Linked DNA regions of Homo sapiens: regions 1, 2 and 4 are each linked to region 3. Evidence: chromatin loops called from intact Hi-C (ENCODE). Cell type or tissue: PC-9. All regions are shown on one strand.

Region 1 (8,000 bases), 40 kb before region 3:
CCTCTCCTCAGCTTCCCAAAGTGCTGGGATTCCAGGTGTGAGCCGCCACACCCAGTTTGGTAGAATTCTTAGTACAACTCTTTGGAGTAGCTACTCTCAGTGTCTCATTTTATTTTACTTTTTATTTATTTATTTTTGAGACAGGCTCTCCCTCTTGTCACCCACGCTGGAGTGCAGTGACATGATCACAGCTCACTGCAGCCTCGACCTCCCAAGCTCAAGTGATCCTCCCACCTAAGCTTCCCGAAGAGCTTGGAATACAAGTGTGTGTTACCACACCTGGCTAATTTTGCAGAGATGAGGTCTCACTATGTGGCCTAGGCTAGTCTCAAACGCCTGGGCTCAAGTGATCCTTCCACCTTGACCTCCCAGAGTGCTGGGATTCCAGGTGTGAGCCACTGTGCCTGGCCCTGCATCTAATTTTAGAGAGCCAGAAAGGTGAGGTCCCCTGTCCAAGCTCTCCCAGCTCAGAGAGACTCCCTGCCTTGCTCCCCATCACCCCACTTGCATGACGTTCATGCTGCCCTCTTCTGTCCTCTTCTGTGTTTCTCAGCCTGAAAGCGTGGGCATCAACTCTGGCTGGCTTTGTTGTTGTTCTCAAGCTTCTGTCATCATTGGTATAATTTTACATAAACTTGGCATTCCTTTAAATTTCAGAAAATATGTTCACTTCTTAAATATCTCCTGGGGGAGATAAGAGTTCTATAAATGATTTCGTTCTCCCCGCCTTCGTGTTGAACTTAAAAAGGCGAAGTCACTGGATCTCCGTTAACAAGTCATGTTGTTTATTGGTTTATTTTCATTTTGGAAACTCTTCTCCATGGTTAACCACTCTTCCTCCTCCTTAAAAATTCCCATGAGGAATTCGGATCAGACGCTGGGGCTGTGGGGCAGATCCCCGGGAGGATATCATGTTTCTAGAAGGCTCCTGGAAGCCAACAAGCATTGCAACCTGACTCTTAACTGACTTTTTACCTGTAGGATTATCTCGGGGCAGGAGGAAAAAGACACAGGCAAGCTTTCTGGTCCCAAATAAAATGATGTATTTCGTGAAGGAAGAAAGTTTTAAACTAATAATAGAAATTCATTTGACCATAAAAAAGGCAATATAAAAGGGTAAGGACTCTGGAACCCAACTGCTTGGGTTTCAATACCACACAGCTCTGCCACTTATCTGTGTGATGCTGGCCAAGCTATTTAACGTCTCTGTGCCTTTATTTCCAATCTATAAATTGAGGATGATAACAGTACCTAAATCCATATGTTTTGATGAAGATAAAATAGGGTATACAAGGGACTGGAAGGTTTCTTGGGACTCTCAGGACTATAACTGGGAAAGTCACAAGCAAACTGATATGTGCCCATCACCTTAAGATGAAATGAGAGGCCGGGTGTGGTGGCTCGTGCCTGTAATCCCAGCACTTTGGGAGGCCGAGGTGGGCGGATCACTTGAGGTCAAGAGTTCGAGACCAGCCTGGCCAACATAGTGAAACTCTGTCTCTACCAAAAAATATAAAAATTAGCTAGGCATGGTGGTACGTGCCTGTAATCCCAGCTACTCAGGAGGCTGAGGCACAATAATCACTTTAACCTAGGAGGCGGGAGTTGCAGTGAGCCGACATGGCACTACTGCACTCCAGCCTGGGTGACAGTTAGACTCCATCTCAAAAAAAAAAAAAAAAAGATGAAATGAGAGTGTATATGTACCTTTATTTTATTTATCTGTTTTTAATTTTAAAATAATTTTTTATTTATTAATTAAGATGGGGTCTCACTGTGTTGCCCAGGCTGGTCTCGAACCTCTAGGCTCAAGGAGTCCTCCCACTTTGGCCTCTCAAAGTGTTGGGATTACAAGCATGAGCCACCAAGCCCAGCCTACATGTACCTTTAGAAACAACACCTGCACATTTTTTTTTTTTAGACGGAGTCTCCCACTGTCGCCCGGGCATGATCTTGGCTCACTGCAACCTCCACCTCCCAGGTTCAAATAATTCTCCTGTCTCAGCCTCCCAAGTAGCTGGGATTACAGGCTCCTGCCACCATGCCCGGCTAATTTTTTGTATTTTTGGTACAGACGGGGTTTCACTGTATTGGCCAGGCTGGTCTTGAACTCCTGACCTTGTGATCTGCTTGCTTCAGCCTCCCAAAGTGCTGGGATTACAGGTATGAGCCACCACGACTGGCCAACACCTGCACATTTTAATGCTCCTTCATCTTTTCTGTTTCTATTCGTGGCTGCCTCCAGCCATGGTTGATTCCTTGCCATTTGTAACTATGGTCCTCATTTCCTCAATATCCACTCTGCAGGGGCCCATGATATGCCTTTTATTCCTATCACTACACTGACTTGTTTCCCAAAGTTCCAAATACATGTCCTGGCCAGTCACGGGACAGCCATTAAGAGAATTTATTAAGTGCCAGGCAAAGAGCTTTTCAACAAATCCTTCAGACTTTTCTTCTTCCTCAATTTTCAGGCGACACGTAACTTAAAGGTTAAAATGGGGATGATAATAGTCTCCTCCCCTTGCGTGAATGCCCACAATGGTTTTTGCTTATCTGTCCACTCCTCCTCTGTCTCTTAATAGTTGAAGAGCCTGGTGTGGTGGCTCCTGCCTGTAATCCCAGCACTGTGGGAGGCAGAGGCAGGTGGATCGCTTGAACCCAGGAGCTGAGGCCAGCCTGGGCAACATAGTGAGACTCCATCTCTACAAAAAAATAAATAAAATTAGGTGGACATGGTGGCACATGCCTGGGGTCCCAGCTACTTTGGGGGGCTGAGGTGAGAGGATCGCTTGGGCCTGGGAAGTCAAGGCTGCAGTGAGCTGTGATTGTGCCACTGCACTCCTGTCTGGGCAACAGAGTGAGACTGTCTCTAAAAAAAAAAAAAAAAAAAAAACACCCAAATAGTTGAATAATATGAATTATAGTGACAATTTTTTGAGAGCTTACTATGTATAATACTAGGCACTATATCAAACCCCTTAAAAATATCTCATTGGATCCTTATGAAAAATCCAAGGAATAGGTACCATTATTATCCCCATTTTACAGATGAAGAAACTGAGTCAGGAAGGCCAGCTCACTTCCCCTAGTGGCAGAATCAGGACTTGAACCCAAGTATGACTCCAGAGTCCTTGCTCCAAGCATTTCACTATTCTGTTTCCTCTTCCTTCTCCTGCCTCAACTGTGCTTTCTGGACAAGTTTCTGCCTTGATGACAAGGCTCTGAGCAGGAAGCCTCACCTCTTCAAGACTCAGTCTGCTCTTCTTTTTTTTTTTTTTTTTTTTTTGAGATGGAGTCTTGCTCTGTTGCCCAGGCTGGAGTACAGTGGCACCATCTCGACTCACCACAAGCTCCACCTCCTGGGTTCACACCATTCTCCTGCCTCAGCCTCCCGAGTAGCTGGGTCTGCAGGCGCCCGCCACCACGCCCAGCTAATGTTTTGTATTTTTAGTGGAGACGGGGTTTCACTGTGTTAGCCAGGATGGTCTAGATCTCCTGACCTCGTGATCCGCCTGCCTTGGCCTCCCAAAGTGCTGGGATTGCAGGCGTGAGCCACCGTGCCCGGCCTGCTCTTCTTTTTTTTGAACAATATAAACATGGTGTATTAACACCAAATAGTTGTGAGGATGGAACGCTTGTGAAATGCATAGCACAGTGTTCCCAGCCACTGTGATCAGTATTATAGAAGAATTTTGATTATTACTCCATCAGTATGTTCCTGTTGTAGACTGAATTGTGTTCCCCAAAAAGATAGGTTAAAGTCTTAATCTCCAGTACCTGGGAGTGAGAACTTATTAGGACATAGGGCCTTTGCAGATGTAATAAAACTAAAATGAGGTCAGGCCTGGCATGGTGGCTTACACCTGTAATTCCAGCACTTTGGGAGGCCAAGGTGGGTAGGTCACCTGAGGTCAGGAGTTCGAGACCAGCCTGGCCAACATGGCGAAACCCCATCTCTACTAAAAGCACAAAAATTTAGCTGGGTGTGGTAGCAAGCACCTGCAGTCCCAGCTACTTAGGAGGCTGAGGCAGGAGAATCACTTGAACCCAGGAGGTGGAGGTTGCAGTGAGCCGAGATCATGCCACTGCATTCCAGCCTGGGCGACAGAGCAAGACTTCACCTCAAAAAAAAAAAAAAAATTAAAATTAGGTCATTAGAGTAGTCCTAAATCCAATCGCTGGTGCCCTTATAAAAATAGACACAGAAACAGACAGACAGACAGACACACACACACAGAGAGAACACCACGTGATGCATGTGATGATGGAGGCAGAGCTCAGAGTGATTCGGCTGCCAGTCAAGGAACACTAGTGATTGCTGGCAGCCACAGAGGCTGGGAGAGAGGCACGGAACAGCCTGTCCCTCAGAGCCTCCAGAAGGAACCAACCTTGCCAATACATAGATTTCAGACTTCTGGCCTCCAGAACTGTGAGACAGCAAAATTGTGTTGTGTTAAGCCACCCAGCGTGTGGTACTTTGTGAACAAATACACTTCCTGGCCAGGCGCAGTGGCTCACGTCTGTAATCCCAGCACTTTGCGGGGCCGAGGCAGGCAGATCACTTGAGGTCAGGAGTTCGAGACTAGCCTGGCCAACATGGTGAAACTCTCTCTACGAAAAATACAAAAATTAGTCAGGCGCGGTGGTGCACGCCTGTAATCCCAGCGACTCAGGAGGCTGAGGCACAAGAATTGCTTGAACCCAGGAGGCAGAGGTTCCAGTGAGCTGAGATCAAGCCACTGCACTCCAGCTTGTGCGACAAAGCAAGACTCTGTCTCAAAAACAAAACAAAACACACACAAAAAACAAATACAGTTCCCTTCCACAGCCTAAGTCCAGACCTTCACATTCTGTGCAAGTTCCTCTTCCAAGGGCCTCTTCAAATGCAGGCCTGCCTGCAGCTCTCTTTCCTCAAATCTGTCTTAACACACCAATTTCTGACTCCCGGGTCAAAAACCTGCGATGACACCTGAATACTTACATCAGTATTTCCTAAAGTTGCTTGAGATAAGGATCACCAGGATGACAGTCCAAATTACAGGTTCCCTGCTAGGTGTGGTGGCTCACGTCTGTAATTCTAACACTTTGGGAGGCCAAGGCAGGTGGATTGCTTGAGCCCACGGGTTTGAGACCAGCCTAGGCAAGAAGGTGAAACCCCATCTGTACAAAAAATACAAAATATTAGCCCGGTGTGGAGGCGCACACCTGTAGTCCTAGCTACTCAGGAGGCTGAGGTAGGAGGCTTGCTTGAACCTGGGAGGGCGAGACTGTAGTGAGTAGTGATTGTGCAACTGCACTCCAGCCTGGGTGACAGAGTGAGACCTTGTCTCAAAAAATAATAATAATTATAGGTTTCCTGGGCCCCGCTCCAGACTACCAGACATGAGATCACAGAAGAGGCGCTTGGAATCTGCATTTTTAATAAGCACCCAAGACAATTCTTTTCCTCAGTCACATTTGGGACACTCTGGCCTACAAGATAAAATCTGGAAGAGACTAAAGATCTTGCCTCGATGATCTCTATAAAATGGCGCCAGCCTCCCCATTCAAATGTCATCTCCCAAGGCTTCCCACTGTCTTTACATCCCTCCATGTGAACAGCCTGCCTCACTGTCCTCACCTTGATCAACCTCTGCTCAAACCTTTGTTCTTGCCATTCTCCTGCCCAGAACACCTCTTCCTTTTCTCCCATCATCTAGGTCTGATTCAGATGCCACAGATCTTAAAATTATTTCTAATTGTTCCAAGATAGCTTCTCAATGACCTCAGAATAAAATTCAATGTCCTTGTCATAGCCTGCAAGAGGCTGCATGATCTGGCCATGGTCGGTCTCTCTCTCTCTCTTTTTTTTTTTTTTTTGAGATGGAGTCTTGCTCTGTCACCCAGGCTGGAGTGCAGTGGCACAATCTCGGCTCACTGCAACCTCCACCTCCCGGGTTCAAGCAATCCTCCCACCTCAGCCTCCCAAGAAGCTGGGATTACAGGTGTGTGCCACCGCGCTCGGCTAATTTTTGTATTTTTAGCAAAGATGGGGTTTCACCATGTTGGCCAGGGTGGTCTCGAACTCCTGACCTCAAGTGATCTGCCCTCCTCGGCCTCTCAAAAGTGCTGGGATTATAGGCGTAAGCCACCATGTCTGGCCTCAGTCTCATTTTAAGCCATTCTTCTCCTTCACTCCAAGCTCCAGGCCTGGTCGGGTACAGTGGCTCATGCCTCTGTCTAAGCAAAGGCATGTACACGTGCATGGATGCACACACACAAGCACACACACAACACACACACACACACACTTGCTCCACTCATTTCACTCACTGTACCCTGTTTGATTAGTTGCCAACATTTAAAAATCAAGAAGTTTCACATAAAAACGTCCAGTCTCTAACTGGATGCAGTGGCTCATACCTGTAATGCCAGCATTTTGGGAGACCGAGGAGGGAGGATCGCTTGAGCTCAGGAGTTCCAGACCAGCCTGGGCAACATAGTGAGATCTCATCTCTACAAAAAAATATAAAAAACTAGCCAGTTATGGTGGCACACGCCTGTAGTCCTGGCTGCTCAGGAAGCTGAGGTGGGAGAATTGCTTGAGTTCAGGGTTTCAAGGCTGCAGTGAGCTATGATTGCACCGCTGTACTCCAGCCTGGGCAATAGAGCAAGACCCTGTCTCTGAAAAAAACAAACAAAAACCATCCAGCCTCTCTTAAAGAATCAGATCTGCCCACTTCAAAGCCCTCCTTCCCACGCAGCTGGAGCCATATGGACTGGAGGTGAGTCCCTTCTGCGGGGCGGAAGCTCTGGTCCCCTGCAGTCCCCACCCAGCCTCTCCTTCCACCCCACATTGGTGCACTTGCTGACTGTCTCTCACCCTTGTAACCTGGGCATTTAGCCTGTGCCTGGCTCTTAGCTACACCTTAATAAATATGTGCTGAATGAATGAAAAAATACATGAATGGATGCCTTCCCTCCTCCCTAAACCCCCCAGGCCACACCACTTATTTGGCCATTTAATCACAGCCTTCCTTGCAAGTCTCACTAATTTGCTGCCCCACTGCCTGCCTCCTCAGTAGATGTTATTAAAACACAAATCTGATTCTTTCATTCCCCAGTTTTAAATGTGTGGAGTCTCCCAGCATAAACTCTGCACCATGGCCTCCGAGGCCCTTCTCAATCTGCTTCCCACCTACTTTTCCAGTCCCAATCTCCAGAGAGGGCCCCCACCCAGCGCACACCCACGCTCTACGCGCTGGCTGGGGAATACACCATGTTCTTTCCCTGCCCCCACACCACTGCCTGTGAAGCTCTGTCTCCTGGAATGCCTCCTCCCCTCCGTGCCTCTAGCAAACTCCTACTCATTCTTCAGCCCTAGCACTAAGTCACTTCACCCGTGAAACACTCCAGACCCCCCCTGCCCCGGGGCTGACTTAGTCATTCTCTCTCTGCTGCTCCCACTCTTCTCCTTTCATCCCCTGGCCTTAGCACTGAGTAATAGCTTAAAATAGCAGCTGGTGCTTTCTGAGCCCTGTTGTGTGCCAGGCACCAAGTGAGCTTTATCTCCCTTAATCCTCACGCCCCATCCTGAGTCCCGGCCCCCTAAACCTGCAGAAACACAAGGATCACTTTCTCACCTCCAATGTCCCAGAGAAGCCATCTTGCTACCCTATTTTAAATTTTCTTTCTCCCTCCACTCCTCACTCCACCACCTCAGGCCTCCCATCCCACTTCCCAGCTTTATTTTCCTCCATGGCTCTTATCACTTACACACTATATACTTAAATTCATTTATTTGCAAATGTCAGCTCCAGGATTTTGTCTTTTTTTAACACTACAATTTCCTTAACATCTGGAATACTACATGGGGCCGGGTGCAGTGGCTCGTGCCTGTAATCCCAACACTTTGGGAAGCCAAGGTGGGAGGACTGCTTGAGTCCAGGAGTTCGAGAACAGTCTGGGCAACATAGTGAGACCCTGTCTTTTTTTGTTTTGTTGTGTTTTGTTTTGTT
Region 2 (8,000 bases), 120 kb before region 3:
GGGTAAGGGTGGGGCCCCCTGCAGAGCCCTTGGATGTGTGTTTGCGCCATGGCAGTAGTACACCCACCCCCTTCTGCTTCCGCAGAACCTGGCCGGCTCCTCCCCATCCCAGGGGGAGAGGCTCCTCCTGCTCCCACTTCCCTCCTTTACATTTGGCTACTACTCTTAGGGGTGGGGCTTTGTTTACTTTGCATTTTCCTGATTCCTAATGAGATTAAGCACATTTCCTTAGGTTTACCGGCTTCCCAATCTCCTCTTCTGGGAATTTTCAGTGCCTATTCCTTTGTCCAGTTATCTGCCTTCTTCTTCTTGATTGCTGGGAGCGGCTGATAAATCCTAGATGACCATCCTTTCTCAGTTTTCTCCCAGCCCCTCACCTTTTAATCTTAAATTGTTCTCTGTGGGTGTGTGTGTGTGTGTGTGTGTGTGTGTGTGTGAGAGAGAGAGAAACAGGGAGAGAGATACAAGCTTCAAATACTTATGTGGCCAAATCCGTCACAGGTTTTCCTTCTGTGTTTTACAATTTGGAAACTGCTTTCTGGTCTCTAAGATTAAGTTGCTAATCTGTTAACCACTGGTGTTTAATTCCCTGGGGGAGAAGCTTGTCTTCCCAGCCAGGCTGCAAAGTCCCCCAGGGTATGTCTCCATCTCCCCCCTCCCCCCATGAGGCCTTAGTCAAGAGATTCCACTGCTCCTCAGAAATACCGTGAATTTGTCCCCTCCTTCCTGCCTCCACCCCTGCTCGCCAGGACCAATCTCTGCCTCCCTCTCACCCTCTGCCCCACATGATTACCACAGTGATTTAAAAAAAAAAAATCCATCAGAGGCCAGGTGCTGTGGCTCACGCCTGTAACCCCAGCACTTTGGGAGGTCAAAGCGGGCAGATCACCTGAGGTCAGGAGTTCGAGACCAGCCTGACCAACATGGAGAAACCCTGTCTCTACTAAAAATACAAAATTAGCCGGGCGTAGTGGCACATGCCTGTAATCCCAGCTACTCAGGAGGCTGAGGCAGGAGAATTGCTTGAACCCGGGAGGCAGAGGTTGCGGTGAGCCGAGATTGCACCATTGCACTCCAGACTGGGCAACAAGACCGAAACTCCATCTCAAAAAAAAAACCCAAAAAGAATAGAAAAATGTCCATCAGGGCTGGATGCAGTGGCTCAAGCCTGTAATCTCAGCACTTTTTTTTTTTTTTTTGAGATGGAGTCTCGCTCTGTCGCCCAGGCGGAAGTGCAGTGGCTGGATCTTGGCTCACTGCAACCTTTGCCTCCAGGCTCCAGTGATTCTCCCGCCTCAGCCTCCCAAGTAGCTAGGACTACAAGTGTGCACCACTAGGCCAGGCTAATTTTTGTGTGTGTTTTTTTTTTTTTTTTAGTAGAGTTGGGGTTTCACCATCTTGGCCAGGCTGGTCTCAAACTCCTGACCTCAAGTGATCCTCCCGCCTTGGCCTCCCAAAGTGTGGGGATTACAGCTGTGAGCCACCATGTCTGGCCAAATCCCACCACTTTGGGAGGCCGAGGTGGGAAGACCGCTTAAAGCCAGGAGTTTGAGACCAGCCTGGGCAACACAGAGAGACCCATCTCTACAAGAAGTGAAAAAAAAAGTTGGGCACATGTTCTCAGGACCCCCTGAGGCTATGTCTTGGGTCATGGTCACTCATAAATAAATTGTTTTAATTAAAAATAAATGTTGAAAAATTAGCTGAGCATGGTGGTATGTACTTGTAGTCCCAGCTAAGGCAGGAGGATTTCTTTCTTTCTTTCTTTTTTTTTTTTTTTTTGAGATGGAGCCTCACTCTGTCGCCCAGGCTGGAGTGCAGTGGTGCAATCTCGGCTCACTGCAAGCTCCGCCTCCCGGGTTCACGCCATTCTGCCATTCTCCTGCCTCAGCCTCCCAAGTAGCTGGGACTACAGGCGCCCGCCACTGTGCCCGGCTAATTTTTTGTATTTTTAGTAGAGATGGGGTTTCACCGTGTTAGCCAGGATGGTCTCGATCTCCTGACCTCGTGATCCGCCCACCTCAGCCTCCCAAGGTGCTGGGATTACAGGCGTGAGCCACCGCACCCAGCTGGGAGGCTAAGGCAGGAGGATTTCTTGAGCCCAGGAGTTCAAGGCTGCAGTGAGCCAGGATTGTGCCACTGCACTCCAGCCTGGGCAACAGAATGAGACCACATCTCTAAAAAAATTTAAAAATAAATAAAAAATAAAAATGTCCCTTAGTTTGTCACTATATTGCCCAGGCTGGTTTGGAACTCCTGGCCTCATGTAATCCTCCCAGCTCAGCCTCCCAAAGCGCCGGGATTACAGGCATAAGCCACTGCACCTGACCCCAACCGAAAATTCTTAAGGCACATTTTTGACACTAAAAACAGTATTTTATAACTGCTAAAATAGATATGTTAATTCTAGTCTTTTCTTGTGCACAGAAACAAATTACCACTTTAGTTTCTCAAGGAGCACATGTATACATGTTAAATGCATTAATTTGTTTAATATAAACATGAAATACTTTTTATAACCTGGATTGGTACATATTTCTTTTCTTTTCTTTTTTTTCTTTGAGGCAAGATCTGGCCCTATCACCAGGCTGGAGTGCAGTGGTGCAATCTTGGCTCACTGCTACCTCTGCCTCCCGGGCTCAAGCAATCCTCCCACCTCAGTCTCCTGAGTAGCTGGGACTACAGGCATGTGCCACCATGACCGGCTAATTTCTGTTTTGTTTTTTTTTGTTTGCTTTTTTTTTTTTTTTTTTTTTTTTTTGTAGAGACGGAGTTTCACCATGTTGCCCAGACTATTCTCAAACTCCTGGGCTCAAGCGATCCTCAACCTCAACCTCCCGAAGTGTTGGGATTCCAGGTGTGAGCCACTGCACCCAGCCCTTTTATTTATTTTTTATTTTTTATTTTTTTTTTTTGAGACGGAGTTTCGCTCTTGTCACCCAGACTGGAGTGCAGGGGCGCAATCTTGGCTCATTGCAACCTCCACCTCCGTGGTTCAAGCAGTTCCCCGGCCTCAGCCTCCCGAGTAGCTGAGATTACAAGCACACGCCACCAAGCCCAGCTAATTTTTTTGTATTTTTAGTAGAGACAGGGTTTCATCATGTTGACCAGCCTGGTCTCAAACTCCTGACCTCAGGCAATCCGCCTGCCTCAGCCTTCCAAAGTGCTGGGATTACAGGCATGAGCCACTGCGCCTGGCCCCCATTTCTTATTATACAGTAGTTTACAAAAAAATCCCAGCAGCCAGCTCCAGAGAGGCCTTGTTCTGTGGTGTCTAAGGATGGAGCCCAGGCAGGGACGGCCAAAAGCTCGCTACCCCTGCCCAGGAAGGCAGGAGCACCGTTGTGTCCCGTTCCTATCCCTCAAAAATAAATCACAGCCAGCTCATGTCATAGGACAGAGCCTGTTCGCAATCCATCCTGTGTCTGCGGATTCTCCCAGGTCTGTAAGGCAGCAGGGAGATGCGGCCTCTCCCACTCCACCCAACACGTAGCCAGGGCGAGGTGGGGCCGGGGGAGAGGCTGACATTCAAAGGCATCTGAGTGGTAAGAGGTGAGCGAGTGAGGTGAATGGGGACTACGTTAGAAGGACCCTACGTTAGAAGGGTGAGGCGCTAGGGCCATAGCCTAAGGGCACTGGGAACCCTGTGGGCATGCGCAGTTCAAGCCCATCCCCGCTCCCTCCAGCTGCTGTCCATCCCTGCCACACCTGACCATTTGCCTAACCTAGATCCTTCCTGTCTTGCATTTCCTCAAGCATCCGGAGCCCAGGACTGCTGAGTCAACCCTCTGGAATGCCCACAACTCCCCACAGGCCAGCCGGCCTTGGGACTCCCGCACAGCCACGTGAGCCGGTGGAGCCGGGTCTGTTTGCTAGTGGAGGCTGTTAACAGCACGGGAAGTGGTCAAGGGTTCAACAAGAGATGAGCCATCTGGTCCTCCAGAGGTAAACAATTTACAAGAGACACATCAAGCCGGCCTGCTGTTCTGGTTTTTCTTTTGACAGTGAAATATGCAGTTTCTTTTTCATCCTGGTGCCTATTGGAGAGGGAGACTGTTCCAGGCACTCTGACCCCAGCTAAAGCGCCTCCCTGGGGCAGGATCTATGCAGGGAGGCAGAAAAGTCAGATTTTTTTTCACATCTTCTTTGTTCCATTCCCAGGACTGAGCAACTTCATGTATTTATGTATTTATTTATTTATTTATAGACAGGTTCTCACTATGTCGCCCAGGCTGGAGTGCAGTGGTGCGGTCACAGCTCACTGCAACCTCAATGTCCTAGGCTCCAGTGATCCTCCTGCCTCAGCCTCCTGAGTAGCCGGGACCATAGGTGTGTACCACCATGCCAGGGGAATTTTTGTATCTTTGGTTAGAGAAAGGGTTTTGCTGTGATGTTGCCCAGTCTGGTCTCAAACTCCTGAGCTCAAGCGATTCACCCTCCTGGGCCTCCCAAAGTGCTGGGATTACAGGTGGGAGCCACTGTGCGTGGCCCAGGACTGAGCAACTTTAAGTCAGATGGTTAACCTACATCATGAGGAAAGTGGATTTCCTCCCAAAGGAACAGACTTATTTTCTAGAACCCAAAGCCTTGAATTTCAAGAACCTTTAGCCTTAAATCCATTTCCTGTTGGAAGCAGACCCCCTCCTGGTCTCCCCAGGTATTGCAACCCTGCTCTACCAGCCACTATAAATGCCCACACAAAAGGAACAGGGGCTCCATTCCTGATGCTCAGAGTGGAGTCACTAGATTCTCAAGCATATGAGATATGTATGTGGCCTAACAGCCTGAAATAAACAGCTTGTGCTGGGATTGTAATTCTAGAGTTTCCAAAAGTGTTGCAAAATATTCCAGGCAGACACTAAAGTTTGTGTACTACAAGCTGTTTATTAATTAATTTCTTATTTGCCAAACATTCTTGCTTGGGTCTACTGGGAGATGATTTCGTTGGGAATGCATCTCCAATTTTGTAATAAAGATCACCAGGGAAAGAAGGCTTGCTTCATAGGGGCTCATATTACAGGAAATGTGGCTAGCATAGGTAGTTCCCATAAGAAAAAGGACAGTACTAAGTTTTGAGCTCATGTGAAAAAGAAAAGGGGGCCGGGCGTGGTGGCTCACACCTGTAATCCGCACTTTCGGAGGCCGAGGCGGACGGATCACTTGAGGTCAGGAGTTCAAGACCAGCTTGGCCAACATGGCAAAACCCTGTCTCTATTAAAAATACAAAAATTAGCCAGGCGTGGTGGCGGACGCCTGTAATCCCAGCTACTTGGGAGGCTGAGGCAGGAGAATCACTTGAACCCGGGAGGCGGAGGTTGTAGTGAGCCAGGATCGCATCACTGTACTCCAGCCTAGGCGACAAGAGCGAAACTCCATCTCAAAAGAAAAAAAAGAAAAGTGACGTCTGGGGACCAGGATTTTGGGACTCTTTGCAGACATGCCAATAACCTGTGAGATACACACCCACAGACTGACACAGAGGTGAGCAGAGGCCTTGGAGTCAACAGAAGTTCAAGTCTAGCCTTTGCCTCATTCTCTTTTTTTTTTTTTTTTTTTTTTGAGATGGAGTCTTGCTCTGTCACCCAGGCTGGAGTGCAGTGGCGCAATCTCGGCTCACTGCAAGCTCCGCCTCCCGGGTTCACGCCATTCTCCTGCCTCAGCCTCCCAAGTAGCTGGGACTACAGGCGCCCGCTACCATGCCCGGCTAATTTTTTGTATTTTTAGTAGAGACAGGGTTTCACCGTGTTAGCCAGGATGGTCTCGATCTCCTGACCTCGTGATCCACCCGCCTCGGCCTCCCAAAGTGCTGGGATTACAGGCATGAGCCACCGCACCCGGCCACCTCATTCTCACTATGTGACCTTGGACAAGTCACTTATCCTCTTTGAGCCTCCAGTTCCTCATCTATACATTGGAAGCCACTGAAATTATCTTACAGTTACTTTCAGTTGCGAGGACTTGCTCTTTTTCTCTTCATTAAAAGGAAAACACAAAATATAATTTATAGCTTATCCTACCACTTTGTGCTGCTAAGGTTAAAATCCAGGGTAGTGGCCAGGCGCGGTGGCTCATGCCTACAATCCTAGCATTTTGGGAGGCCAAGACGGGTGGATCACCTGAGGTCAGGAGTTTTAGACCAGCCTCACCAACATGGAGAAACCCCATCTCTACTAAAAATATAAAAATTAGCTGGGTGTGTTGGTGGGCACCTGTAATCCCAGCTACTCGGGAGACTGAGGCAGGAGAATTGCCTGAACCTGGGAGGCAGAGGTTGCAGTGAGCTGAGATCATGCCACTGCACTCCAGCCTGGGTGACAATAGCAACACTCCATCTCTAAAAAAAAGAAAGAAAAAAATCCAGGGTACTCTATGGTTTCCTGGGGCTGCTGTAAAAAAAAAAAAAAATACTACAAACTGGGTGGCTTCAAACAAGGGAAACTTATTGTCTTGCAGTTCTGGAGGTTAGAAGTCCAAATCAAGGTGTCGGCAGGGCCATGCTCCCTCTAAAGCAGCGGTCCCCAACCTTTTTGGCACCAGGGACAAGTTTTGTGGAAGACAATTTTTCCACTGACCAGGGTGGGGGTTGGGTGGGTGGTTTTGGGGTGATTCAAGTGCATTACATTCATTGTGCACTTTATTTCTACTACTACATTGTAATATATAATGAAATAATTATACAACTCACATTCCATAATGTGGAATCAGTGGGAGCCCTGAGCTTGTTTTCCTGCAACTAGATGGTCCCATCTGGGGGTGATGGAGACAGTGACAGATCATCAGGCATTAGATTCTCATAAGGAGCATGCAGCCGAGATCCCTCGCATGCGTAGTTCACAATAGGGTTCGTGCTCCTGTGAGAATTGAACGCCTCCACTGATCAGACAGGAGGTAACACAAGCAATGGGGAGTGGTTCTAAATACAGATGAAGCTTCGCTTACCTGCCTGCTGCTAACCTCCTGCTATGTGGCCCAGTTCCTAACAGACCATGGACAAGTACAAGTCCATGGCCCAGGGGTTGGGAACCCTTGCTCTAAAGGATCTAGGAAAGAATCCTTCCTTGCCTCTTCCTAGCTTCTGGTGATGGCTACCAATCCTTGGCATTTCTGGTCTTGTAGCTGCATGACGCCAATCTCTGCTTCTGTTGTCCCATGGTGCTTCCCAGTGTCTCTGTCTTCACAGCTCTTCCTCTTCTTATAAGGATATGACGGTATTGAATTAGAGGCAGGGCACAATGGCTCACACCTGTAATCCCAACACTTTGGGAGGCCAAGATGGACAGATCACCTGAGGTTAGGAGTTGGAGACCAGCCTGGCCAACATGGCGAAACCCCGTCTCTACTAAAAATACAAACATTAGCCAGGGGTGGTGGTGGGTACCTGTAATCCCAGCTACTCGGGAGGCTGAGGCAGGAGAATCGCTCAAACCCAGGAGGCAGAGTTTGTAGTGGGCTGAGATCATGCCATTGCACTCCAACCTGGCTACAGAGCAAGCCATCTCAAAAAAAAGAAAAGATGTAGGCCCCTGGGAAGGATGCCTGGCACACTCAGAGGTGGGACAATGGTGACAGTCCTGACACTTTCCCTCTGGAGAGCATGGACCCCTGGTCTTGGCCATGCAGCCAGGCCTGGCCCAGCCTGCCTGTCCCCCACCCCCACCCACAGGGACTGGGCCCTTCCTGCCCAGGAACTATTCTGATTCTGCAGCCCTCAGGCTTTATTGCTTTTCCTGCTTAATGAGGTGAGGTTCGCTCAGCCCAGTGGCAATTCCTGTAAAAGCCATTTGGATGACCCAATGGGGTGAGTTTACAGGGAAGCGCTCCCTGAGGGCTAGGCTGGCTGGAAGCAGATACTTTGCCCCCTTCCAAGGACGGTAATGAGGTTTGAGGCTTCCAATGGGGGCAGGGGATGATCTGGGCGCCAAAAGCCCTGGCCTGGGGTCAAAAGATCTGGGCTCCAGCCCCAGCCGGGCTAACTAGGCAGTCTCCTGTCTGAGCTGTAC
Region 3 (8,000 bases):
TAGGTGATGTTATATCTTTATTTCACCATGTCAACAGGTACATCATATCAGTTTGATTCAATATTGGTTTATCAAGTGAGAAGTGATTTGGAAAAAATAAAATAAAATATATTGCCAGGTCTGGTGGCTCATGCTTGTAACCCCAGCACTTCGGGAGGCTGAGGTGGAAGGATCATTTGAGCCTAGAAGTTCGAGAGCAGCCTGGGCAACATAGGGAGACCCCGTCTCTACAAAAAATACAAAAACTAGCTGGGCATGGTGGCATGCACCTGTGGTCCCAGCTACTGAGGAGGCTGAGGTGGGAGGATCGCTTGGGCCCAGGAGGTCGAGGCTACAGTGAGCTGTGAGCTATGAGTGCCACTGCACTCCAGCCTGGGTGACAGAGAAAGCCCTGTCTCAAAAAATAAATGAGATGTTCTAATTATTCTTGTGCTCATTAAAAACGTGAATGGAGCCAGGTACAGTGACTCACACCTGTAATCCTAGCACTTTGGGAGGCTGAGGGGGGCAGATCACTTGAGGTCAGGAGTTCCAGACCAGCCTGGCCAACACGGCGAAACCCTGTCTCTACTTAAAATAGAAAAATTAGCTGGGTTGTGGTGGCAGCCCTCTGTAATCCCAGCTACTCAAGAGGCTGAGGTAGGAGAATTGCTTGAACCCAGGATGTGGAGGTTGCAGTGAGCCGAGATCGTGCCACCGCACTCCAGCCTGGATGACAGAGCTAGATTCTGTCTCAAAAAAAAAAAAGAAAAAGAAAAAGAAAACCTGAATGGATCCAGATGAAAGACATGTGTTTTCTATATCCATGTGTTCCGCATCTTTGATTGTTTTCCTTTTGAAGAAACAATAGAAAATGGTGACCTGGCACCAGTATTCTCGAATGTCCTTTGCTTAACCACATTTCTGAACTCAGTAATGACTTTCTCTGGCATTGGTCTGAATGAAAAGAAAGCACCCAAATGATACCTAAATCTGTGACTAATGGGGCTGGTCAGTAGTCAGAGTGTTCAGAGTGGGAGGATGTTGCCTTGGGATTCTTTGGCTTGTGAATACACCTAACTCCAATTGACGTCTAACTTAGATTCAAAGGAATGGATTGGCTCGTGTAACTGAAAAATCAGGGCTAAGATTTCAGCACAGATCGGACACAGTGCCATCTGATAGAATTTTCTGCTTTGTCCAGAGGGGAGTCACTAGCCCCCATGTGGCTGCTGCATACTTGAGGTGTGGCTAGTGCAACTGAGAAACTGGATTTCAAATTACATGTCATTTTAATTAATTTAAATGTTAATAGCCACATGTAGACAGTGGCTACTGTATTATTTTACAGCACAAACTGGAATCCCTCTCCATTTCTTGCTTTTGTTTTCCCCTGTTACCTTTTTTCCCTTAGGCCAAGTCCCTCCTTATGGTGGCAAAGATGGCCTCCAGCAACCCTGGCAACATTCCGTCACATTACCAACCACCTGGCAGGGAGCCTGTCTTCCCCCATGGTGACAGCCAAAGCCCAGAGACCACCCTCACTGACCCTGTCTCAGTCATGTGCCCATCCCTAACCCAATCCCTATAACTCCTAATTGTCCTAGTCTGGGTCATGGGCCCAATTCTGGACCTATTGAGGGAGGGATGGTCCCCTAAAGAAAAATCAGGGATCAGCCAGGTGCAGTGGCTCACGCTTATAATCCCGGCACTTTGGGAGGCTGAGGCAGGTGGATCACCTGAGGTCAGGGGTTTGAGACCAGCCTGGCCAATATGGTGAAATCCTGTCTCTACTAAAAATACAAAAATTAGTCAGGCATGGTGGCGGACGCCTGTAATCCGAACTACTTGGGATGCTGAGGGAGGAGAATCGTTTGAACCCGGGAGGCAGAGTTTGCAGTGAGCCGAGATTGCAGCACTGCCCTACAGCCTGGGCAACAAGAGCAAAACTCCATCTCAAAAAAAAAAAAAAAAAAAAATCAGGGATCAGGGTTCTGTTACCACAAGAAAGAGGAAGAACTACAGGGGAGGGAACACAGTGGGTATCACTTGCAGCTTTTTTTCTTTTTTCTTCGCTCTGTTACCAGGCTGAAGTATAGTGGTGCAATCATAACTCACTGCAGCCTCAAACTCCTGGGCTCAAGCAATCCTCCCACCTCAGCCTCCTGAGTATCTGGGACTATGGATGCGTGCCGCCACACTCAGCTAATATTTTTCGGAGAGACAGGGTCTCACTATGTTGCCTGGGCTAGTCTCGAACTCCTGGCCTCAAGCAATGCTCCTGCTGCCTTGTAGATTTAGAGTATTTGGGAACACATTTTTTATAAAATGTCCTGCACAAAGTAAATTGGGGACAGAGAGCAGTGCTCTATCAAAGGAAAATGGTGGAAATTAAATACAGAGACCAGTGGCAGTGTTCTACCTTTAAAGGAAAAACTTAAAACTCCTGACAGCGACTATACTAGGACTTCTGTTTTCAAGTGTTATTGCTTATTTTGATTCTATTTTAAATACATCTGCTGAGATGGGCAGATCACTTGAGCCCAGGAGTTTGAGCAACATAGCAAGACCTCATCTCTACAAAAAATTTCTTAAATTAGCCAGGCATGGTGGTGCACACCTGTAGTCCCAGCTACTCAGGAGGCTGACTGAGACAGGAGGATTGCTTGAGCCTTGGAGTTTGAGGCTGCAGTGAGCTATGATCATGCCACTGCAATCCAGCCTGGGCCAGAGCAAGATTTGTCTCTAAAAAACAGAAAAGAAAAGAAAAGAAAAAAATATATATATATGAAATAAATCTGACATAAATTGAATATATAAAGAATATATAAATGCAATATAAACTTCAATCTGAAATGGCAGTTTCAAATCCTATTACTTTCAAAGTATAGAAATGATAGGACCATGGGTCTCAGAGAGGAGGTTGCAAATTCAAATGCCCAAAGGGCCAGAGTGGGGCAGGGCAGGTGGGGCTGGTAAACAGGAGATGCCCGCCCCCAGCAAGGCAGGGGCCACCACATTCGATGGTTGTCATTTGGGTATGTGTGGGCCCAGTGTTGTCAGCTCTTATAACTTTTTTTTTTTTTTTTTTGAGACTGAGTTTTGCTCTTGTTGCCCAGGCTGGAGTGCAATGGCACAATCTTGGCTCACCGCAACCTCTGCCTCCCAGCTTCAAGCGATTCTCCTGCCTCAGCCTCCCAAGTAGCTGGGATTACAGGCATCTGCAACCATGCCCGGCTAATTTTTTGTATTTTTAGTAGAGATGGAATTTCACCATGTTGGCCAGGCTGGTCTTGAACTCCTGACCTGAGGTGATCCACCTGCCTCAGCCTACCAAAGTGCTGGGATTACAGGCGTGAGCCACCACGCCCGGCCCTGCTTATCCAGATTTTCATAAGAAATGTCCTTTTTTTTTTTTTTTTTTTTTTTTGAGACGGAGTCTCGTTCTTCTGCCCTGGCTGGAGTGCAGTGGCAAGATCTTGGGCTCACTGCAACCTCTGCCTCCTGGGTTCAAGCACTTCTCCTGCCTCAGCCTCCCGAGTAGCTGGGACTACAGGCACGTGCCACCACGCCCAGCTAATTTTTGTATTTTTAGTAGAGACGGGCTTTCACCATGTTGGCCAGGATGGTCTCAATCTCTTGATCTCGTGATCCGTCCACCTCGGCCTCCCAAAGTGCTGGGATTACAGGCATGAGCCACCGCTCCTGGCCGAGAATCCCCCTTCCTAAATTGGTAAAATCTGATTCATCAGAATTGCAATTTTGATCAAAGCCAGTAACTCCTCACACAAATCCTTCTATGTGTGCAGAAAGTGAGCGTCTGAAAACTCCAGGCGGAGTTTTTGCGCTAGGTTATCTACCAGAAGAAAGGACAAGAAAGGCTAGAATTTGACTAATGGTTCCACCCCCCAGATTGTATCAGCACAGCATTCCTCTTTCACTCAGTCTCTTAGCAATGCTTGCAACTACAAGGAAACAGCATTCATACCATTGTTTCTAAGACCTGAAGCAGGTTACATTCAAACCCAGCACTGTTCTTATAGAACATAAGAGTTTTGTTCCCAGGCTGCTTCTCTGCCAGCATGTGATACCCTTCAATAAATGGTAGGTAAGTTGCATATCAGGTTTTCTCCTGCATTCCCAGAGGGCTTCAGCTGCTGTCTCAGGTATGAACCCAAAATGACTCAGGCAAAAATGTGTATGCTTAGTGACTCAGAAACTAAATCATTAACTTGGTAAGTACATGCACGGGTAAGGAGGAATTCAAGGAGAGACTTAGAACATAGGCCTTCCAGTAATGCCACTGATGATGACTGCCTGAGTACAGCAACGCTGAACGGTGTCACTTCTCAGGTGGACCAGTGACGAACCCTAGAATCACCAAGAATCTCAAATCAGTCATTCTCAGGAGCAACAATCCACATAGGGTAATTTACAAAGAATGCTGATTTCAATTGTTTGAATCCTTACCTGGTGAAACAAGAAAATGTGGAAAAAGCTCCTTGACTTTAAAAATACACACCCACACACTTTTTTTTTTTTAAAGGGACAAGGGCTTGCCGTCTCCCACACAGGCTCGTGGGCGGTGGTGCGATCATGGCTCACTGCAACCTCGAACTCAAGGATTCTGGCAATCCTCCCACCTCAGCTTCCCAAGTAGCTGGGACTACAGGCATGAGCCATCACACCCGGCTAATTTTCTTTTTTTCTTTTCTTCCCCTCACCCCAATTTTTTTTTTTTTTTTTTTGAGATAAGGTCCTGCTCTGTCGCCCAGGCTGGAGTGCAGTGGTGTGATTATGGCTCACTGCAGCCTCAAACTCCTGAGTCCAAGTGACCTCACACCTTAGCCTCCTGAGTAGCTGGGACTACAGGTATGTGTCACCACGCCTGGCTAATTTTTGTATTTTTTGTAAAGGTGAGGTTTCACTATGTTGCCCAGTCTGGTCTCAAACTCCTGGGCTCAAGCAATCTGCCTGGCTCAGCCTCCCAAAAGTGCTGGGATTACAGGCGTGAGTCACTGTGCCTGGCCTCCACATGACTTTCTACTAGTTGATTTTAAACTGGGCATATGCATTTACACACACACACACACACACACACACACACCTGATCTGCCTAGATGTGAAATTAAACTTCTAGAGCACACGCATATACACAACGCCAGACAATATGGGAACAGTGATTACAAACAAATCCCACTAGAAAATGACAAACTGTAATAATTTTTCAGTCCCCTTTTGAAGGCAAGAGGTTTATAAACCTCTGCAATTCAATTGCAACACATCAGGGTTCTTCTGGTGAGCTGGCCTCAGTGTCCTTCCTCCACCCCCAGGGTGCCTTGGCTCATGTTCACAGGGCCCATGCCCAGTAGGGCTGGCATGTGTTTCCAACAGCCGAGCAGACAGGGCCAGCAGAGAGGGAGAAAATAAACGGTAAAGGGAGACGCGCCAGGAGAGCAGGCAGAATGGCCGGGAAGCTGGCCAAACGGGAGAGGCTGAATGGGCGACATCAGCCCTTGACCAGGCCTCAGCTATCCCAGCTGTCCTTCACCACTCACTGTGTGGATACCAGGAGGATACAAGCCCCCTTTGCCTGGGCGTCACCAAGAATCCATAAACCACGCAGTTTATTTTTATTTTTATTTAATTTTATTTTTTTAGATAGTCTCACTCTGTCGCCCAGGCTGGAGTGCACTGGCGTGACCTTGGCTCATTGCAGCGTCCACCTCCTGGGCTCAAGTGATTCTCGCGCCTCAGTCTCCCAAGTAGCTGGGATTACAGGCACCTGCCACCACACCCGGCTAATTTTTGTATTTTTAGTAGAGATGGGGTTTCACCATGTTGGCCAGGCTGGTCTCAAACTCCTGTGCTCAAGCAATCCACTCACCTCAGCCTCCCAAAGTGCTGGAATTAGAGGCGTGAGCCACTGTGCCTGGCCTATTTTTATTTTTTGAAATAGTCTTGCTTTGTCACCCAGGCTGGGTGCAGCACAAATAACACGGCTCATTGCAGCCTCGACCTCCTGCGCTCAAGCGATCTTTCCTCCTCAGCCTACTGAGTAGCCGTGTGCCACAGGCATGTGCCACCCTGCCTGGCTAATTTTTTTTTTTTTTTTTGGAGATGGAGTCTTACTCTGTTGCCCAGGCTGGAATGCAGTGGCACTATCTCAGATCACTGCAACCTCCGCCTCTTAGGTTCAAGCAATTCTCTGTCTCAGCCTCCCGAGTAACTGGGATTACAGGCGCATGCCACCACGCCTGACTAATTTTTGTATTTTTAGTAGAGACGGGGTTTCGTCTTGTTGGTCAGGCTGGTTTTGAACTCCTGACCTCAGGTGATCCACCAGCCTTGGCCTCCCAAAGTGCTGGGATTACAGGTATGAGTCACCGTGCCCGGCCGCCTGGTTAATTTTTAAATTTTTTGTAGAGACCAGGTCTCACCATGTTGCCTATGCTGGTCTTGAACTCCTGCGCTCAAGCTTCCCAAAAGGCTAGGATTACAGGCTTAAGCCACGGTGCCTGCCCATGTGGTTTTTAGACCAGCAGGTTCTGTAGAGCAAAATGTTCATGATTTTGAAGGATGACAAACCTGACAGAGGAGGCAACGCCACCTTGACATTCCTCAGTCGTAGTGCCACAGTGGTCTCGTATTTCAAACCTGGTTAGAGTTTGTCCTCTTCAGGAGAGTTTGTGTGGCTGTTTTGCAGTGGAGGAGAGATGACAAAGCTGATAATGCTTATGGTGTGGGTATTTTCTTTTTCTTTCCTTATTTGCTTTGTGAAGACAAATAATGGTTAAGGATAGATAAAATTAACCGGGTGTGGTGGTGCATGCCTGTAATCCTAGCTACTCAAGAGGCTGAGGCAGGAGAATCGCTAGAACCTGGGAGGCGGAGGTTGCAGTGAGCCGAGATCGCGCCATTGCACTCCAGCCTGGGTGACAGAGCGAGACTCAGTCTCAAAAAAAAGGATGGATAAAATATTTAACAGTGGTCATACATAATTCATTCCTGAGTCGACACCCATTTCCAGGCCAGCAGTTCGCTCTCAATTAGGGGTTCTCAGAACACGGAACCACCGTGTCTCCTTGGTAGACTGCCATTGTGCTTATTTTTACTCTTTTCTTCCTAAGGCTAATTGTTTTTACCTTTTCCTTGTTGAGTACTCATTCCTAGATGTTTTTATCAAAGGCAACAAAAATAAAAATTATAGGCAGGACTTTTTTTGTTTGTACGTTTTTTGAGACGAAGTCTCGCTCTGTCGCCCAGGCTGGAGTGCAGTGGCGCCATCTCGGCTCACTGCAACCTCCACCTCCCGGGTTCAAACAGTTCTCTGCCTCAGCCTCCCAAGTAGCTGGGACTACTACAGGTGCCCACCACCATGCCCGGCTAATTTTTTTTTTTTTTTTTTAGATGGAGTTTCACTCTTATTGCCCAGGCTGGAGTGCAATGGCACAATCTTGGCTCACTGCAACCTCCACCTCCCAGGTTCAAGTGATTCTCTTGCCTCAGCCTCCCGAGTAGCTGGGATTACAGGCATCCACTACCATGCCTAGCTAATTTTTGTATTTTTTAATAGAGACGGGGTTTCACAGTGTTGGTCAGGCTGGTCTCGAACTCCTGACCTCATTATCTGCCCGCCCCGGCCTCCCAAAGTGCTGAGATTACAAGCGTGAGCCACTGCACCTGGCCAATTTTTTGTATTTTTAGTAGAGATCGTGTTTCACCATCTTGGCCAGGCTGGTCTTGAACTCCTGACCTCGTGATCCACCTGCCTCAGCCTCCCAAAGTGCTGGGATTACAGCTGTGAGTCACCGCGCCCGGCCAGGGCTTTTTGTATTCATGTCTGGGCCTTAAGGTTTAACTCAGAGCTTCAGAGACATAACTGGGAAGGAAAAATGTATATTTGTACATATAAATATTGTGTAAGAAAAGTAAATCAGTTAAGGAAGCTGTGTGCCCACAGAAGTAATATGTGATTTTAGGAGAAATTTTAGAAAAAATAATTACTATTCAGAGATAAC
Region 4 (8,000 bases), 100 kb before region 3:
TGCGCTCTCCTCATCTCCTGCAGGTTGTGACTTCAATATACCCTCTCATGAGACCTTTCCTGGCCCCTTATCTGTAAGTGTGACCACCGGGACCCCGTCTCCCAATTCCCTCTTCCTGCTTTATTTTTCTCTTTAGCATTTAATACCATCTGACATTCCAAACATTACCTTGTCCTTGTCTGGTGTTTGTCACCCCAACTAGAAGTGCTAGGGGGCAAGTACTAGGAAGCAGGGTTTTTTCTTTTTCTTTCCTTTTTTTTTGAGATGAAATTTCTCTCTTGTCTCCCAGGCTGGAGTACAGTGGCGCAATATCGGTTCACTGCAACCTCCACCTCCCGGGTTCAAGTGATTCTCCTGCCTCAGCCTCCCAAGTAGTTGGCACTACAGGTGCCTGCCATCATGCCCAACTAATTTTTGTATTTTTAGTAGAGATGGGGTTTCACTCCGTTGGCCAGGCTGGTCTCGAACTCCTGACCTCATGACTCTCCCAGGAGGCAGAGTTTTTTTTTTTTTTTTTTTTTTTTTTGAGATGGAGGCTTGCTCTGTCACCCAGGCTGGAGTGCAGTGGCGCAATCTCGGCTCACTGCAAGCTCCCAGGAGGCAGAGTTTTTGTCTGCGTGGTTCACTGCTAAGTCCCCAGCACTAAGAGGACAGGACCTAACACATAGGAGGCACTCAGCAAACATCCATGAACGAATGAATGAATCTGTATCTCCAGTGGCTTTGTCCTCTCTTATATCAGCTTTGTTCCACATCTTACACTTAGGAGGTGATTCAATTAAACATTGCTTTTTGTGTGTGTTTGGTGGGGTTTTTTTGTTTTTTTGTCTTTTTGTTTTTTGAGACAGCATCTCAATCTTTTGCCTAGGCTGGTGTACAGTGGTGCCATCACCACTCACTGCAGCCTCAACTTCCCAAACTCAGGTGATTCTCCCACCTCAACTCCCCGAGTAGCTGGGACTACAGGCACGCACCACCACACCAGCTACTTTTTGTATTTTTAGTAGAGATGGGGTTTCACCATGTTGCCATGGCTGGTCTCAAACTCCTGGCCTCAAGCCATCCATTTGCCCAACTAGGCCCCCCAGAGTGCTGGGATTATGGGCGTGAGCCACTGCACCCGGCCAACCATTGTTGAGTGAGCAAGTAAATGAACTCATCAACGAATTTCTCCCTGGGTAGCGAAGCTCCCGCTTTTTGAGGTAACCCAGACTTTTCATTTGTATGTTTCCTGAGTCCCTGACTGTACATTCTTCCTGCATATTGTCTCCAGGACTAAGAGAATGGAGCCTTTTGCCAAGAAGAGGTTGCGTTCTCAGGCCTCCAGTTTAGATTAAATAGTGGTTTTACAAGGGGAAACAAAGTGACAAACCCCCAGAAGTTGTGGGGAGCTGAGACGGGGTGGGAATAGGGTTCCCCAGGGACAAACTCCTTCTTGTCCCCCTGCCCAGCGCCCCAGGGCACACTGCCCAGTGGGTGAAAGCAGCCAGACACACGGGCTCACTGCAGTTACCAAGCAATCCTAAGTGTATCAAGATGGGCGCGCTGACGACAGCTGCACCGAGTGAATCTGGAATGAATTGGGGGGTTGTTAAGATCGCCGACTTAAGCCTCTTCTCACAGGAAAAATATTTATTTCACTGAGCTCTGCTTTTTGGAAAGCTGCGCCTGTAACAGTCTGCATCGATCTAGCAGAGTTTTGGCTACTGCTGGGTTTTGTCTCCCTCCTGTCTCGGTTAGCGTGGGCTGTGTGTGTGTGTGTGTGTGTGTGTGTGTGTGTGTCCACAGCACACCCTCCCATTATTAAGCAATCAGCCAAAAGACTCAGCCAGGACACTCTGCTCTTCTTTAACCAGAAAAAAGATGAACACGAACTGAGTTCGTGGCATGAGGCACGAGACCTTCATGTTTTATCTTCAAAGATGCCTGCTTGAAACTAGCAATTGTTTCTTTCCCTTTTTATCTAGTAAATTGCTCCCTCTACCTCCTCCCAGTTTGGGAAAAAAATACAAGTATGAAGAAGAAAGTAAAAATCACTCCTATGGTTAGGTTAGGCTTGACTGCAGAATTGTTTCCTTTTTTTTTCTTTTTTTCTTTTTTTTTGAGACGGAGTCTCACTGTTGCCCAGGCTGGAGTGCAGTAGCATGCGATCTTGGCTCACTGCAACCTCCACCTCCTGGGTTCAAGCGATTCTCCTGCCTCAGCCTCCTGAGCAGCTGGGACTACAGGCCCGCATCACCATGCCCGGCTAATTTTTGTATTTTTAGTAGAGACGGGGTTTCACCATGTTGGCCAGGCTGTCCTTTCCTTTTCTACTCTTTGGAGTCGAGGGGCCTGGGTTTGAATCCTAGCTCTGCCACTTGCTGGCTGTGTAACCCTGAGAATCATGTCACCACTTGGAACCTCTGTTTCCTCATCTGTCAAATGGTGTAATAATAGTGCCTGCCTCTTTGATTGTTGGGAGGAGTAAACAAGAGAAAGTATATATAGAGCTTAGTGAAGGTTCAGCAACAATAAATGCAAATGGTACCTATTTTATAGGAGAAATATATACAATTTTTTATCTTCTTTTTCATAAAACAGTATAGCGTATACAGTTTCCTGTTTCACTGCCTCATTTTAGAGGCAGAGTCTTGCTGTGTTGCCCAGGCTGGCCTCAAACTCCTGTCTGTGCTCAAATGATCCTCCTGCCTCAGCCTCCTGAGTAGCTGGGATTACAGGCACCCACCACCATGCCCGGCTAATTTTTGTACTTTTAGTAGAGACGGGGTTTCATCGTGTTGGTCAGGCTGGTCTCGAACTCCTGACCTCATGATCCGCCCACCTCGGCCTCCCAAAGTGCTGGGATTACAGGCGTGAGCTACCGTGCCCGGCCAACTCACAAGCATTTCTAATGACTGCAAAATAGTCCATTGGGGGCCCATCCCTACATTAGTTTTTAAACCGTTTCCTATGGATGGAAATAGAAGTTGCTTCCGAAATATTATAAAGATTGCTGTGATAAACACCTCCAGACTCAAATCTTGGTCTATGTTTGAGGCTCTGTCTTTAGGATGAATTCTCAGAAGTTAAATTGTTGGTCAAATAGTATGATCACTTCCAAGAGCCTTGATATACCATACTTAGCACTGCAAGTTGCTTTCGAGAAAGATTACCTACAGATGTGTATGAGAGAACCCTGTGGCCAAGCGAGGTGGCTCATGCCTATAGTCCCAACACTTTGGGAGGCCAAGGTGGGAGGATCACTTGAGCCCAGGAGTTCAAGACCAGCCTTGGCAACATAGTGAGACCCCATCTCTCCACACACACAAAGAAAGAGAGAGGCTGGGCATGGTGGTTCACACCTATAATCCTAGCACTTTAGGAGACCTAGGCAGGTGGATCACTTGAGGTCAGGAGTTCGAGACCAGCCTGGCCAACATGGCAAAACCTCATCTCTACTACAGATACAAAAATTAGCCAGGCCTGGTGGCATGTGCCTGTAATCCCAGCTACTTGGGAGGCTGAGGCAGGAGAATTGCTTGAACCTGGGAGGTGGAGGTTGCAGTGAGCTGAGATCACACCACTGCACTTTAGTCTGGGCAACAGAGTGAGACTCTTCTCAGAAAAAAAAAGAGAGAAAGAGAGAGAGAACCCATCTTACCACATCCCAGCTGCATTGAGGATTATTACCTTTTAGTTGTTGTTAATTTGACAGGCAAAATGACATCTCATTCTTAAATCTGCATTAAAAAAATTTCACCCAGTATTTTTCTAATACTAGTTTTATTGGCTACAATGTGTTGAGTGTTTACTACATGCCAAGCATAGGGTAAATGTCTTTTACTTTTTTTTTTTTTTTTTTTTTTGAGAGACAGGGTCTTGCCTGTTGCCCAGGCTGGAGTGCAGTGATGCGATCATACCTCACTACAGCCTTGAACTCCTGGGCTCAAGGGATCTTTCTGCATCAGCCTCTCTCTTAAGTAGCTAGGACTCCAGGTGCACCACCATGCCTGGCTAATTTTTTTTTATTTTTATTTTTTTGTAGTAACAGGGCCTCGGTATATTGCCCAGGCTGGTCTCAAACTCCTGGGCTCAAGTGCTCCTCCTACCTCGGCCTCCCAAAGTACTGGGATTACAGGTGTGAGACACCATACCCAGCCTCCATAAAATGTTTTAATCAAACTTCTGGGTATGTACCCAAAAGAAGCGAAAGCAGGGACTCTAACAAATATTTGTACATCTATATTCATAGCCACATTATTCATCATAGCAAAAAGGTGCAAGAGACCCAAATGTCCATTGACAGATGAATGGATAAACAAAATGTGGTGTGTATATATGCAATGAGATATTATTCAGCCTTAAAAAGGAAGAAAATGTTGACCCATACGACAACATGGATGAACCATGAAGACATTATGATAAGAAAATATGCCCATCACACAAGGACAAGTGATGTATGATCCTTTTATATGAGGTTCCTAGAATACTCAAATTCAGAGACAGAAATCAGAATGGTTGGACTGAGCGAGGTGGCTCACACCTGTAATCCCAGCACTTTGGGAGACCACGGTGGGAGGATCGCTCGAGCCCAGGAGTTTGAGACCAGCCTGGACAACAGAGTGAGATCCTATCTCTACAAAATAAAACTTTTTAAAAATTAGCCAGGTGTGGTGGTATATGCCTACTACTCAGGAGGCTGAGGTGGGAGGATTGATTAGACTCAAGAGATCAAGGTTACAGTGAGCTGTAATTGCCCCACTGCACTGCAGCCTGGGAAACAGAGCGAGATTCTGTCTCAAAAAAAAAAAATTATAATCAATCTTTACATGTTATTTTATAAGATGTTATTATTACCCTCCAGCCTTCTTTAAAAGATGATGAAACTAAGGCTCAGAGAGATGAAACACGTTCCTAGAGTCACATAGCTTATAAATGGTGAAGACAGGTTTAGATGCCAGGTCTTACTCTCCAAGGCTACGTTATCCTGCAAATTCTGGTGGACCTGGGAGGTAAAGGGGAAATACAATCAAGCTCTAGGTGGCAGATGGAGTTAGCAAGTACCCAGTGCCAAACGGAACTGTTGGCCCTGAGAGCTCAGAGTTCAGTTCTAAATTTATTCTCTCTGACCTTATTGTGGATTCTAAATTTGGCCAAACAAGTTCTTCCAGACCGATTAGTGACGTGGATACATTGTTTTGAAGATAAAACCCTTTTCCTGGTATGAAAGAAAAAAAATAATAATGCAGCATTTGCTTGCAGAAGCCACCCTGCCGCTGGTTAACAGCCATCTGAAAATGATTCTGGGTTTTCCACCTGATGGTGGACACATGTGCTTGTTGGCCGATTTCTTGGGGACAGTGATTAAAACCATTTCCTGAACCGAAGTCTGAATTTCTCCTCCTGAATGAACCAGAAACAAAACATCAGGAAATATCCAGGCATGAAAATTCTAACCAGGGCCGGGTGCGGTGGCTCACAACTGTAATCCCAGCACTTTGGGAGGCTGAAGGGGGTGGATCACCTGAGGTCAGGAGTTTGAGACCAGACTGGTTAACATGACAAAACCCCATCTCTACTAAAAATACAAAAATTAGCCAGGCGTGGTGGCAGGCACCTGTAATCCCAGCTACTCGGGAGGCTGAGGCGGAAGAATCACTTGAACCCTGGAAGCAGAGGTTGCAGTGAGCCGAGATCACACCATTGCACTCCAGCCTAGGTGACAAGAGCGAAACTCCGTCTCAAAAAAAAAAAAAAAAAAAAATTCTAACCAGAACCAAACTTAAAATTCTCCCAAAATTACAAATTAAGACCAAAATAGGCCTCTTTGGGTGGTTTCCAGGCCAGGGAGGAGTTATGGGGTCCTCGGATAATCACCAGCTGAGTCCTGACTTCTCTGGGAAGGTATTGGGGTGACTGACCTGTTTGTGACCCCTTCTCAGACACCCTATCTCCAATCAGGTGGAGGAGGCACGTGACCCACATGGTCTGGCCACTGATGACTGAACAAGCTATGGACACCGGACCCCGGAGAGACCATTCACTCACTGGCCACGAACATGAGTTCAGATACATGCCCCAAAAGGATGAGCCTGGGTACTGGATTCCCTCCCTCAGAAACGTGAATCAAGAGACACAGGATGTTCCTGTTGGTCCAGATACTTGAGCTAAAAGGTGATGGATACCTGGATGTGGGGTGGTCATTCTGGGGAGTACGTCCATATAGAAAGAGGAGCAGGTGCTGTGGGATTCTGGATCCCAGTGATAGAGCTAAGTGGCTGGATCAAGCTTCACCTGAAACCCACTCTACTTGTCTTAGTCCATTTTGTGTTGCTATAAAAGAATACCTGCAACTGGGTAATGTATAAAGAAAAGAGACTTATTTCATTTTATAGCTCTGCAGTCTGAGACATTTAAAGGGATGGCCTTGACTTCTGGCAAGGGCTTGCACGTTGCATCACCACACGCAGGAAAAGGGAAAACAGAAGGGAGACTGCAAAAAAGGGGAAAACCTGAAGGTCATCATAGCTTTATAATAACCCACTCTCACAGCAATGAGTTAGATGGAGAACCAATTCAGTCTCACGAGAGTGACAGCAAGAACTCACTCACTGGTGAGAGGGTAGCACTTCCAAGCCATTCATGAGGGATTCACCTCCATAGCCCAACACCTCCCACTAGGCCCCGCCTCCCAACACTGCCACAGTGGAGATCAAATTGCAACATGAGTTTTGGTGGAGACAAACACCCCCTATCCAAATCACAGCACTACCCCCGAACTTTCCATTACACGAACCAAAGAATCTTCCTTTAAATTAGTGTCATTGGGTTTTCTGGGATTTACCTTTTTTTTTTTTTTTTTTTTTTTGAGACAGGGTCTTGCTCTGTCACCCAGGCTAGAGTGTAGTGGCACAAACACAGCTCACTGTAGGCTCGACCTCCTGGGCTCAAGGGATCCTCCCACCTCAGCACCCCCCACCTATGCCCTCAAAGTAGCTGGAACTACAGGAACCACCACACCTGGCTAATTAAAAAAAAAAAATTTTGTAGAGGCCGGGTGCGGTGTCTCATGCCTGTAATCCCAGCACTTTGGGAGGCCGAGGTGAGTGGATCACCTGAGGTCAGGAGTACAAGACCAACCTGACCAACATGGTGAAAACCTGTCTCTATTAAAAATACAAAAATTAGCTGGGCGTGGTGGCACATGCCTGTAATCCCAGCTACTCGGGAGGCTGAGGCAGGAGAATCGCTTGAACGCGGGAGGCGGAGGTTGCAGTGAGCCAAAATCACGCCACTGCACTCCAGCCTGGGCAACAGAACGAGACTGTCTTAAAAAATAAAAAAAAAAATTGTAGGGACACAGTTTCACTATGTTGCCCAGGCCAGTCTTCAACTCCTGGGCTTAAGCAATCCTCCTGTCTTTACCTCCCAAAGTGCTGGGATTACAGGCATGAGCCACCACACCCAGCCTAACATGTTTTTAATAACCAAAAGAAAATAAACATCTCCATAGCCTTGTGACACATCCTTTTTTAACCTGAAATTGGTAGAGTAGGTTTCTGATTCATAGAACCCAAACAAACATTCCTCCCTAAAGCAGGCAGAGGCTCTTTGGGAGAGTTTACTTTCAAAACAGTGTCCCTGCAAGTCCCAAGTGACAAGTTCCCCTTTCCTGGTCTGAAGCATTCTGAGGAGAGGCAAAGAGGTTAAGGCTTAGCTGCAGGAACACGCTGTCCCCACGACAACCCCTTCTCAGCCTCGGAACTGCTGTTATCAGAGTTGTGTTGTCTCTTGAAGGTCCGGACAAAGGGTGAAGCCAGGACTCCTGAGTCTAAAGGGCAGGTCGGGGCCTGGGAGAGAAGGGGAAGCTGGCCTGGGGCAGAGATATGTTTTCCATTTCCCCTGGGGTCCCGCGCAGGACAGCTGCTGTCCATAGCCAGTTCAGCCAACCGTGGGAGGAATCACATTCACTCGACAGGCAGGCAGTGGCGGCACTGGGATTTGAACATGGGGCTGAT

The links. Hi-C counts contacts between places; a loop is a spot of excess contacts. Peaks named below come from ENCODE experiments on the same cell type or tissue, not always from the same donor. Only the 100,000 strongest peaks of a DNase experiment are listed, where the experiment ranks them.
Region 1: a loop joins it to region 3, with 1.8 times the contacts of the local background. A loop is called at or near these places in 4 of 110 quality-filtered maps.
Region 2: a loop joins it to region 3, with 4 times the contacts of the local background. A loop is called at or near these places in 5 of 110 quality-filtered maps.
Region 4: it touches region 3 in a loop (8-fold over the local background); 8 of 110 quality-filtered maps call a loop at or near these places.

The regions. Positions count from the first base shown.
Region 1 is chr20:50,717,691-50,725,690 of GRCh38, forward strand. No RefSeq gene overlaps it. Among named protein-coding and RNA genes, the nearest start is that of PARD6B, 9.9 kb to the right of the region's middle. In PC-9, a CTCF peak has its summit at 3,028; a DNase peak (open chromatin) is centred at 7,411; H3K4me3 peaks cover 453 bases; H3K27ac peaks cover 2,847 bases.
Region 2 is chr20:50,641,942-50,649,941 of GRCh38, forward strand. All of the region lies in intron 1 of RIPOR3 (RIPOR family member 3), which reads right to left. RIPOR3-AS1 (RIPOR3 antisense RNA 1) reads left to right here and starts at 3,530. Exons shown (of 3, transcript NR_111906.1): 1 at 3,530-3,552; 2 at 3,757-3,945. RefSeq lists an enhancer at 2,557-3,138. In PC-9, no CTCF peak of the experiment used is centred here; DNase peaks (open chromatin) are centred at 760, 3,800 and 4,984; H3K4me3 peaks cover 679 bases; H3K27ac peaks cover 4,021 bases.
Region 3 is chr20:50,757,696-50,765,695 of GRCh38, forward strand. No RefSeq gene overlaps it. Among named protein-coding and RNA genes, the nearest start is that of PARD6B, 30 kb to the left of the region's middle. In PC-9, no CTCF peak of the experiment used is centred here; DNase peaks (open chromatin) are centred at 4,066, 4,936, 5,286 and 6,626; H3K4me3 peaks cover 1,508 bases; H3K27ac peaks cover 6,692 bases.
Region 4 is chr20:50,653,923-50,661,922 of GRCh38, forward strand. All of the region lies in intron 1 of RIPOR3 (RIPOR family member 3), which reads right to left. It overlaps RIPOR3-AS1 (RIPOR3 antisense RNA 1), which reads left to right. Exons shown (of 3, transcript NR_111906.1): 3 at 5,944-6,369. Among named protein-coding and RNA genes, the nearest start is that of RIPOR3-AS1, 12 kb to the left of the region's middle. In PC-9, CTCF peaks have their summits at 4,918 and 5,121; DNase peaks (open chromatin) are centred at 5,119 and 7,569; H3K4me3 peaks cover 849 bases; H3K27ac peaks cover 4,408 bases.